Linked DNA regions of Homo sapiens: region 1 is linked to region 2. Evidence: read pairs that join two places in POLR2A ChIA-PET (ENCODE). Cell type or tissue: B cell. All regions are shown on one strand. Each heading gives the region's core, and the rest is flanking DNA. Links, peaks and the distances in the headings are about the cores only. Region 1 has its middle 18 kb from the start of PTPN23. Region 2 has its middle 13 kb from the start of SCAP.

The links. ChIA-PET counts read pairs that join two places held together with the same protein. Peaks named below come from ENCODE experiments on the same cell type or tissue, not always from the same donor. Only the 100,000 strongest peaks of a DNase experiment are listed, where the experiment ranks them.
Region 1: POLR2A ChIA-PET joins it to region 2 with 6 read pairs; 5 of 35 experiments call an interaction of 5 or more read pairs at or near these places.

The regions. Positions count from the first base shown.
Region 1 is chr3:47,360,168-47,365,544 of GRCh38, forward strand. No RefSeq gene overlaps it. Among named protein-coding and RNA genes, the nearest start is that of PTPN23, 18 kb to the right of the region's middle. RefSeq lists an enhancer at 2,180-3,379. In B cell, for the core only: no CTCF peak of the experiment used is centred there; a DNase peak (open chromatin) is centred at 2,764; H3K4me3 peaks cover 503 bases; H3K27ac peaks cover 426 bases.
Region 2 is chr3:47,486,746-47,492,122 of GRCh38, forward strand. No RefSeq gene overlaps it. Among named protein-coding and RNA genes, the nearest start is that of SCAP, 13 kb to the left of the region's middle. RefSeq lists enhancers at 1,468-1,969, 1,970-2,469. In B cell, for the core only: no CTCF peak of the experiment used is centred there; no DNase peak of the experiment used is centred there; H3K27ac peaks cover 612 bases.

The DNA.
Region 1 (5,377 bases), core at 139-5,138, 130 kb before region 2:
CTTTTTTTCGTCTCAGCAAGGCAATTTACTTCTATAGAAGGGTGCGCCCTCACAGATGGAGCAATGGTGAGTGCAAACCTGGGCAAGGGAGGGGAAGAATTTCTCCTGCTGCTGTGTTGTTCCCCTATTGGCTAGGGTTAGACTGCACAGGCTAAACTAATTCTGATTGGCTAATTTAAAGAGAGTGATGAGGTAAGTGGTTTGGCAGGAAAAATGGTTATGGAATGAGTCAGGGTGGAGAATGAGTCAGGGCGGAGCAGGTAATTGAAATGAGTCAGGGTGGAGCAGGTAATCGGAATGAGTCAGGGTGGAGCAGGTGATGGAAAAAGGTTGCTTTATGAGGAAGTTAAGTTTAAAAGTAGAAGGCAAAGAATGGAACATACTGACATATTGACTCTTTGAAGAGAAATTTAGGACTCATATCTAACACCAGGACTTTGGGAGGCTGAGGTGGGCAGATCACCTGAGGTCAGGAGTTCAAGATCAGCCTGGCCAACATGGTGAAACCCCATCTCTACTAAAAATGCAAAAATTAGGCAAGATGCGATGGCTCATGCCTGTAATCCCAGCACTTTGGGATGCCAAGGCAGGTGGATCACCTGAGGTCAGGAGTTCGAGGCCAGCCTGACCAACATGGTGAAACACTGTCTCTACTAAAAATACACAAAAAATTAGCTGGGCGTGGTCGTGGGCACCTGTAATCCCAGCTACTCAGGAGGCTGAGGCAGGAGAATTGCTTGAACCTGGGAGGAGGAGGTTGCAGTGACCCGAGATCCCACCATTGCACTCCAGCCTAGGCGACAAGAGCAAAATGCCATCTCAAAAAAAAAAAAAAAAAAAATTAGCTGGGCATGGTGGCACATGCCTGTAGTCCCAGCTACTTGGGAGGCTGAGGCAGGAGAATGGTTTGAACCTGGGAGGCGGAGGTTACAGTGAGCCAAGATCTCACCACTGCACTCCAGTCTGGGTGACAGAATGAGACTCCATCTCAAAAAAAAAAAAAAAAAAAAAGATTTAATGAATGGCTTCTGGATTTTGGACTTGCATGGGGCCTGTAGCCCCTTTCTTTTGGCCAAATTCTCCCTTTTGAAATGATAATGTTTACTCAATGCCTATACCCCCACTGTATCTTGGAGGTAAATAATTTCTTTTTGATTTTACAGGCTCCTAGGTGGAAGGGACTCATCTCTAGCTAAGACTTTGGACTTGAGACTTTTTTTTTTTTTTTTTTTTTGAGTAGGATTTTTGCTCTGTCACCCAGGCTGGAGTGCAGTGGCTCGATCTTGGCTCACTGCAACCTCTGCCTCCCGGGTTCAAGCAATTCTCCTGCCTCAGTCTCCTGAGTAGCTGGGATTACAAGCGCGTGCCACCAAGCCCGGCTAATTTTTGTATTTTTAGTAGAGACAGGTTTTCACCATGTTGGTCAGGCTGGGGGACTTTTGAGTTAATGCTGGAATGAGTTAAGACTTTGGAGTCTAAGTGCTTGGGAGTTGATAAAACAATTTTTAAAATGAATAAATAAGTAGGCCAGGAGCAGTAGCTCATACCTGTAATCCCAGCATTTTGGGAGGCTAAGGTGGATGGATCACTCAAGTCCAGGAGTTCAAGACCAGCGTGGGCAACATGGTGAAACCCCAACTCTACAAAAAAAATATAAAAATTAGCCAGGCATGGTGGCATGTGCCTGTGGTCCTAGCTACTCTGGAGGCTGAGATGGGAGGAGCACTTGAGCCTGGAAGGTGGAGGTTGCAGTGAGCCGAGATAGCACCACTGCACTCCAGCCAGGGTGACAGAGCAAGAACTTGTCTCAAAAAAATAAAATTAGGCCAGGCACGGTAGCTCACACCTATAATCCCAGCATTTTGGGAGGCCGAGGCGGGTGGATCACCTGAGGTCAGGAGTTCAAGACCAGCCTGGCCAACATGGTGAAACGCCATCTCTACTAAAAATATTTAAAAATTAGCCAGGCATGGTGGTGGGTACCTGCAATCCCAGCTACTCCAGAGACTGAGGCAGGAGAATCACTTGAACCTGGGAGGCAGAGGTTGCAGTGATCCGAGGTCGCAGTGATCCGAGGTCGCACCATTGTACTTCAGCCTGGGCAACAAGAGTGAAACTCTGTCTCAAAAAAAAACAAAAAACAAATAAGATTTTAGGGGACTGTTGTAAAGGCATAATTGTATTTTGCAATGTGAGAAGGACATGAGATTTGTGGGGGCCATGGGCAGAATGATGTAGTTTGACTGTATGTCCCTACCAAATCTCATGTCAAATTGTAGTCCCCAGTGTTGGAGGTAGAGCCTGGTGGGAGGTGTTTGGATCATGGGGGTGGATCCCTTATGAATGACCTGGGCCATCCCCTTCATGATAAGTGAGCTCTTTCTCTGAGTTCCCACAAGATCTGGTAGTTTAAATGTGTGTGGCACGTCCCCTCCACCTTGTTCCTGCCTTCACCATATGACGTGCCTGCTCACCTTTCACCTTCTGCCATGATGGCAAGTTTCCTGACGCCTCCTCAAAAGCCAAGCAGATGCCAGGACTATGCTTCCTATAAAGCCTGCAGAACTGTGAGCCAATTAAACCTCTTTTCTTCATAAATTACCAAATCTCTGGTATTTCTTTATAGCAATGCAAGAACGGCCTAATACAAGTCACTTCCTGTCTTTGTCCCTCAATTTCCTCCTCTGTGTGAGGAAACAGGAAGAAGAATCCCTGCCCTGCGTATTCAGCTGCCACGTGAGGTAATAGTGCAGGAAGGGGAAACCGGAAACCCCCAAAGGTGTTGGTGAGACCAGTTCCCTTCCTGTCTGTCCTCTGAAACAGCTCTGCATATTCCCCCAAGCCCAGGACCTGAGTATAGTCTGGATCCCCAGACTTCGCTGGATGAAGCTCTAAATTTACCAGCCAGCTGGCTTTCAGGCCCAAGATTACTATCTTGTCTTACCTTCAGGTGAGAGAAACATTATAATAACATCAATAACGAACAGTAACCAAGCACTTGGTGCCTGTGCCAGGCATTCTCTCCTGCCAGCCATCCTTACAGGTATGAGGCAGGTAATACCTGCTTCCCCACTGTCTCCTACCCAAGCCTGGGCCCTTGAGACACTCACCGACCTAGCTAATGGGATGGCCTCCAGCAGTGGAAACGGGACTTTCCCAATTATCCCCATGGTAGATTTTTAAGGCCTGGGTGACAATCTCATAGCTCAACAGCACTGGGCCACCACTGTCAAGCCTGCCAACACTCACGCCCTCCAGGCCCCTGCCATTATCCCTTCTCTGATAGACTGCCACTTTTAGGAAGAAGAGATGTGTAACTTACTACTCTTTATATATAGATATTAGAATTCATCTCTTGAAATGATACACATTTTCTAACACCCCCAAAATGCCAGTAAGAATGATTAAAGGGCTGGGTGTCGTGGCACATGCCCATAGTCCCAGCTACTCCAGAGACAGAAGAGGGAGAATGCTTGAGCCCAGGAGTTCATCAGCCTGACCCCAACACAGCAAGAGCCCATCTCCACAAAAAATTAAAAAATTAGATAGGCATGGTGGCACACACCTGTAGTCCTAACTATTCAGGAGGCTGAGATGGGAGGAGTGCTTGAGCCTAGGAGTTAGAGGCTCAAGTGTGAGAACAGACACTCATAGCTCATGGCATAAGCTATGATCATGCCACTGTATGTATTTAAAAAAAGATTAAAGGTTGAGGGGATGGAAAATGGGATGGGATAGGAAATGGGGTGGGAAAAATAAAAATAAAAGCAGAGAGGGGGATTGCGCAGACCAAGGAAGATAGCATGTCAACCCACCCCCGATTAAGGCATAACTCCTTGTATATAAAATTAAGCACCAATCAACATCCTAACAATATCATTATTAGGGCATCTGAAAGAACGTTCACTAAAGTATGCTTATCTCTATGTTTCTTCTTTTAGCTTTTATTATTTGAAAACTTTCAAAATAATAAACTTTCAGTTTTACAAAAATAACAAAAGTATTTTAAAAATGCCCATGCGGAGTCTGCATTTTATTCCACAATACATCTGCAACTTTTTTTTTTATTTTTTTGAGGTAGGTCCTGCTCTGTCGCTCTGTAGCTGGGTGCTCTGCATCTGTAGCTACAGGCATGAGCCACCAAGCCTGACTAATTTTTTGAGGAGGCAAGGGTCTCACTATGTTGCCCAGTCTGGTCTCAAACTCCTGGGCTCAAGCAATTCTTCCACCTTGACCTCCCAAAGTGCTGGGATTGCAGGCATGAGCCACCATGCCTAGCCAGCTTTTTATTTTTTATTTTTTATTTTTTTTGAGACAGAGTCTTGCTCTATCGCCCAGGCTGGAGTGCAGTGGTGCCATCTCGGCTCACTGCAACCTCCACCTCCCGGGTTCAAGTGATTCTTGTGCCTCAGCCTCCCGAGTAGCTGGGACTACACGTGCCTGCCACCACACTGGGCTAATTTTTGTATTTTTAGTAGAGACAGGATTTCACCATGTTCGCCAGGCTGGTCTCAAACCCCTGACCTCAGGTGATCTGCCCGCCTCGGCCTCCCAAAGTGCTGGGATTACAGGAGTGAACCACTGCACCTGGCCAAATTATTATATTTTTTATGTTGAGTTGTCTATAAATGTTTTAACATTGAAATATTTTGTATTGGGCCGGGCGCGGTGGCTCACGCCTGTAATCCCACCACTTTGGGAGGCCAAGGAGGGCGGATCACGAGGTCAGGAGATTGAGACCATCCTGGCTAACATGGAGAAACCCCGTCTCTACTAAAAATACAAAAAATTAGCCGGGCGTGGTGGCAGGGCGCCTGCAGTCCCAGCTACTCGGGAGTCTGAGGCAGGAGAATGGCGAGAACCCGGGAGGCGGAGGTTGCAGCGAGCCAAGATTGCCCCACTGCACTCTAGCCTGGGTGACAGATCCGAGACTCTGTCTCAAAAAAAAAAAAAAGAAATATTTTGTATTAATATTTCCATGGTGGGGCAGAAACTCCAGTAAAATCAACCCTTTAGATGCTGCGGATGTGTTTGTTCAGGGACTGTGTACTCCCAATACATGACCCGCCGTCAGTTTGAGAAGCTTAGATTGTCCCCACCATTGACAGATGAGGAAAATGAGGCCCCTAGCCAGCTTTTTAAAATGTTCAATAGAACTCTTTTTATTGAGATAAAGTTTATGTACCATAAAATACGCCCTTTTAAAGTGTACAATTCAGAACATTGTCATCAGCCCCAAAAAGAAACTTTGTACCATTAGCAGTCATTCTCCCATGTTCCCCTCCTCTCAATCCCTGGCAACCAATCCACTCTGCCTTTATGGATTTGCCTATTTAGGACATTTCATGTAAATGGAATCGTGTTAATCTGTGGCATT
Region 2 (5,377 bases), core at 215-5,214:
CACTATGTTGCCCAGGGTGGAGTACAGTGGCTATTCACAAGACATGATCACAGCACATTACAGCATTGAACTCCTGGGCTCAAGTGATCCTCCTGCCTCAGTCTCCTGAGTAGCTGAGACTACCGGTATGTGCCCGACTAGCATACTGCTTTTGAGGTTCACCCATGTTGCAGAATGTATCAGTACTTTAATTCCTTTTTTTACTGCTAACATTCCACTGCACAGATAGACTACATGATGATTTTTATCATCAGTTGATGGACATTTGGATTTTTTCCACTTTTCAGCTATTATAATAAACACAGCTGTGAATATTCCCATGCAAGTTATTCCATGAAAGGGCCATATATGCGAAATGACCCCCAAATGCAGAAGGAGCTGAGAAACCAAAGAACAAGGCAGACAAATCCAGTTTATCAGCAGAGGGCAATTTATTAGGGAACTTATGGACACAAGCATGGTCTTGGTCAGCAACAAGTCAGGTAGATCTCCACACCATTATTCCCCAGACCCGGGACTTATATACCACAGGAAAAAGGGTATGTGCACTATAGAGACAATGAAAGGCAACCCTCTAGAACAGGCCAGAATGAGTTGCGTGATAACATCAAGGTTGCTTTGACCTAAAGGTAGGATATATTGTGAGTACATATTCTTACATTAAAGACAGTAAATAAACAAGGAATCAGGAGGCATTCACAGGACTGCGGTTAATCTGAGGTCAACATGGCAAATTAGCATCCAAGATGGAGTCACTTTTGTCACCACACAAGAGTTTGTGTAGAACTTTGTTTTCATTTCTTTTGGGTAGATAGCTATGAATTGAATGGGTTGAGTCATATAGTATTTATTTATTCATTTATTTATTTATTTATTTTGAGACAGGGTCTTCTCTGTCACATACTGGAAGTGCAGTGACGCGATGTCAGCTCACAGCAACTTCCACCTCCTGGGTTCAAGCAATTCTCGTGCCTTAGCCTCCTGAGTAGCTGGGATTACAGGCGTGTACCACCACGCCCAGCTAATTTTCTGTATTTTTAGTAGAGATGGGGTTTCACCATGCTGGCCAGGCTGGTCTCAAACTCCTGGGCTCAAGTGATTCACCTACCTCGGCCTCCCAGTGCTGGGATTACAGGCTTGAGTCACTGCACCCAGCCTAGGTTTAACATTTTAAGAAACTGCCAAACTATTTTCCAAAGTGACTGCCCCATTTTACATTCCCACTAGCAATGTATGATATGAGGGTTCCTATTTCCTCACATCCTTGTCAGCACTTGTTACTGTCAGTCTTTTTGATATAGCCATTTTAGTGGCTATGTAGTAGTATCTCATGGTGGTTTTTTTTTTTTGAGATGGTGTCTCGCTCTGTCACCCAGGCTGGAGTGCAGTGGCGCGATCTTGGCTCACTGCAACCTCCGCCTCCTGGGTTCAAGCGATTCTTCTGCCTCAGCCTCCCGAATAGCTGGGACTACAGGCTGGGACCACCAAGCCTGTCTAATTTTTGTATTTTTAGTAGAGATAGAGTTTCATCATATTGGCCAGGCTGGTATCGAACTCCTGATCTTGTGATCTGCCCGCCTCGGCCTCCCAAAGTGCTGGGATTACAGGCACACGCCACTGTGCCCAGCCCTCACTGTGGTTTTAATTTGTACTTCCCTAATAATGTTGAGCACTTATATACGCATGTTAGCCATTCCGATGTCTGCTTTGATGTCTATTCCAATATTCCGCCTTTTTTTTTTTTTTTAAAGAGACAGGGTCTCAGCCAAGCACGGTGACTCATGCCTGTAATCCCAACACTTTGGGAGGCCAAGGCAGGTGGATCATTTGAGGCCGGGAGTTCGAGACCAGCCTGGCCAACATGGTGAAATCCCATCTCTACTAAAAATACGAAAATTAGCTGGGCATGGTGGTGCATGCCTGTAGTCCCAGCTACGTGGCAGGCTGAGGCAGGAGACCTGCTTGAACCTGGGGGGCAGAGCTTGCAGTGAGCTGAGATTGTGCTGCACTTCAGCATGGGTGACAAAGCAAGACTGTCTCAAAAAAATAGGACAGCATCTCACTGCATCACCCAGGCTGGAGTGCAGTAGTGCAATAATTGCTCACTGACTGTTGCCTTAACTTCCTGGGTGCAAGCAATCCTCCCACTTTAGCCTCCTGAGTAGCTTGGACTATAGCCATGCACCACCACACCCAGGTATTTTTTTTTTTTTTTTGAGACGGAGTCTTGCTCTGTTGCCCAGGCTGGAGTGTAGTGGCGCAATATCAGCTCACTGCAAGCTCTGCCTCCTGGGTTCATGCCATTCTCCTGCCTCGGCCTCCTGAGTAGCTGGGACTACAGGCGCCCGCCACCGAGCCCGGCCAATTTTTTTTGTATTTTTTAGTAGAGATGGGGTTTCACCTTGTTAGCCAGGATGGTCTCGATCTCCTGACCTCGTGGTCTGCCTGCCTCGGCCTCCCAAAGTGTTGGGATTACAGGCGTGAGCCACTGCGCCTGGCCACACACAGGTATTTTTTTTTAAATTTTTTGTAGAGACATGATTTCACTATGTTGTCCATGCTGGTCTTGACCTCCTGGCCTCAAGGAATTCTCCTGCCTCGACCTCCCAAAGTGCTATGATTACAGGCATGAGCCACCATGCCCAGCTTGCTGCCCATTTTTTAACTGGATTATGTGTCTTCTTCTTCTTCTTTTTTTTGACATGGAGTCTCACTCTGTCACCTAGGCTGGAGTGCAATGGCGTGATCTCGGCTCACTGCAACCTCCACCTCCTGGGTTCAAGTGATTCTCCTGCCTCAGCCTCCCAAGTAGCTGGGATTATAGGTGCGCACCACCACACCCAGCTAATTTTTGTATTTTTAGTAGAGATGGGGTTTTACCATGTTGATCAGGCTGGTCTTGAACTCCTAACCTAGTGATCCACCCGTCTCAGCCTCCCAAAGTGCTGGGATTACAGAAATGAGCCACTGTGCCCGGCAAGTGTCTTCTTTCTTTTATTCTTTCTTCCCCCTGCCCTCCTCTTCCCCCCCTCCCCCCACCCCTTTCTTTCTTTCTTTCTGTTTTTGAGACAGAGTCTCGCTCTGTTGCCCAGGCTAGAGTGCAGTGGCAGTCTCGGCTCACAGCAACCTGCATCTCCTGGGTTCAAGCAATTCCCCTGCCTCAGCCTCCTGAGTAGCTGGGACTATAGGCGTGTGCCACCATGCCCTAACTTTTGTATTTTTAGTAGAGACGGGGTTTCACTATGTTGGCCAGGCTCGTCTCAAGCTTGTGACCTTGTGATCCACCCATCTTGGCCTCTCAAAGTGCTGGGATTATAGGCGTGAGCCACCACATCCAGCAAGTGTCTTCTTCTTATTCAGTTGTTAAGAGTTCCTTCCATATTCTGGATACAAGTCTCTTATTATAAATATGAACGCAAAATTTTTTTCAGGAAAACAAGTAGAATGAATAACTATTTCAGAAAAGGACTATTAAAACTGATATCACGAAGTGACCGGAAATAAAGACCAATAATAAAGAAAAAAATTTTAGATACTCTCCAAAAATGTTATTTTCTTGGCTGGGCGCGGTGGCTCACGCCTGTAATCCCAGCACTTTGGGAGGCCAAGGCGGGCGGATCACGAGGTCAGGAGATCGAGACCATCCTGGCTAACACAGTGAAACCCCGTCTCTACTAAAAATACAAAAAATTAGCCAGGCGTGGTGGCGGGCGCCTGTAGTCCCAGCTACTCGGGAGGCTGAGGCAGGAGAATGGCATGAACCCGGGAGGCAGAGCCTGCAGTGAGCCGAGATCGCACCACTGCACTCAAGCCTGGGTGACAGAGCGACACTGTCAGAAAGAAAAGAAAGAGAAGAGAAGAGAAGAGAAGAGAAGAGAAGAGAAGAGAAGAGAAGAGAAGAGAAAAGAAAGGTGGGGGGAGGGGAGAGAAAAAGAAAAGTTACTTTCTTTTTTTTTTTTTTTTTGAGTGGCTGAGATGACAGGCATGCACTACCACACCTAGATAATTCGTGTATTTTTAGTAGAGACAGGGTTTTGCCATGTTGATGAGGCTGGTCTTGAACTCCTGGCCTCACGTGATCCACCTGTCTTACCCTCCCAAAGTGCTGGGATTACAGTCATGAGCCACTGCACCTGGCCTACAAATTTTAAATGAGTTGAAATGTTATCCATATTTTAAAAATTATTTTACACTAGAAAGCACAGAATAGCAACTTCATTCCAGTGAGAAAGAAAAACATATTTTTGAGTCCTGAAGAATTAAGACACCATCAGAGATGAAACAGGAACATTACAAGGTCTTGTTCAAATAGCACTGCCCCCATAAATTCTTCCCCAATTTTCTGTGCCCGCAACAAAAAAGAAAAAAAAAATTAGGGGGAAATAATTGTTCTTTCCTATGAACATCAGCCTCATGTTAGTAGAATATTTTTATGGCCCATATCACACCTTATGATCCTGTTTTTCTACCCCTGTATTAGTCCATTCCCACACTGCTATAAAGAAATACCTGAGGCTGGGTAATTTATAAAGAAAAGAGGTTGAATTTGCTCACAGTTCTGCAGGCTGTATAGGAAGCATGGCAGCATCTGCTTCTGGGGAGGCCTCAAGGGAGCTTTCACTCGTGGTGGAAGGCAAAGCAGGAGCAGGTGTCGTATATGGCAGGAGCAGGACCAAGATGGGGTCTGGGGTGGCGGTGGGTAAGTGCTACACACTTTTAAACAAAAGATCTCATGAGAACTCAGGACAGTACCAAGAGGGAAATCCACCCCTGTGATCCAATCAGCTCTCAGCAGGCCCCATCTCCAACAGTGGGAATTAATTTCCACATGAGATTTGGGCAGGGACACAGACCCAAACTATATCAACCTCTCATTAGGCTACAGCAGTCTTTAGGATTGTTTTGGTTTTTGGTTTCAGGGTTTTTGTTTGTTTGTTTGTTTGTTTTTTTGAGATGGAGTCTAGCTCTGTCGCCCAGGCTGGAGTGCAGTGGTGTGATCTCGGCTCACTGCAAGCTCCACCTCAGCATCCCGAGTAGCTGGGACTACAGGCGCCTGCAAGCACTCCTGGCTAATTTTTTGTATTTTTAGTAGAGACGAGGTTTCATCATGTTAGCCAGAATGGTCTTGATCTCCTGACCTCGTGATTTGCCTGCCTCGGCCCCCCGAAGTGCTGGGATTACAGGCGTAAGCCACCACGCCCGGCCGGTTTTGGGTTTTTTTTGAGACAGTTTCGCTCTGCCATTCAGCTTCGAGTGCAGTGGCTTGATCATAGCTCACTGCAGGCTTGAACTCCTGAGCTCAAACAGTCCTCCCACCATAGCCTTCCGAGTGGCTGGGACCACACCACCATGCCCAGCTTTTTGTTGTTGTTGTTCA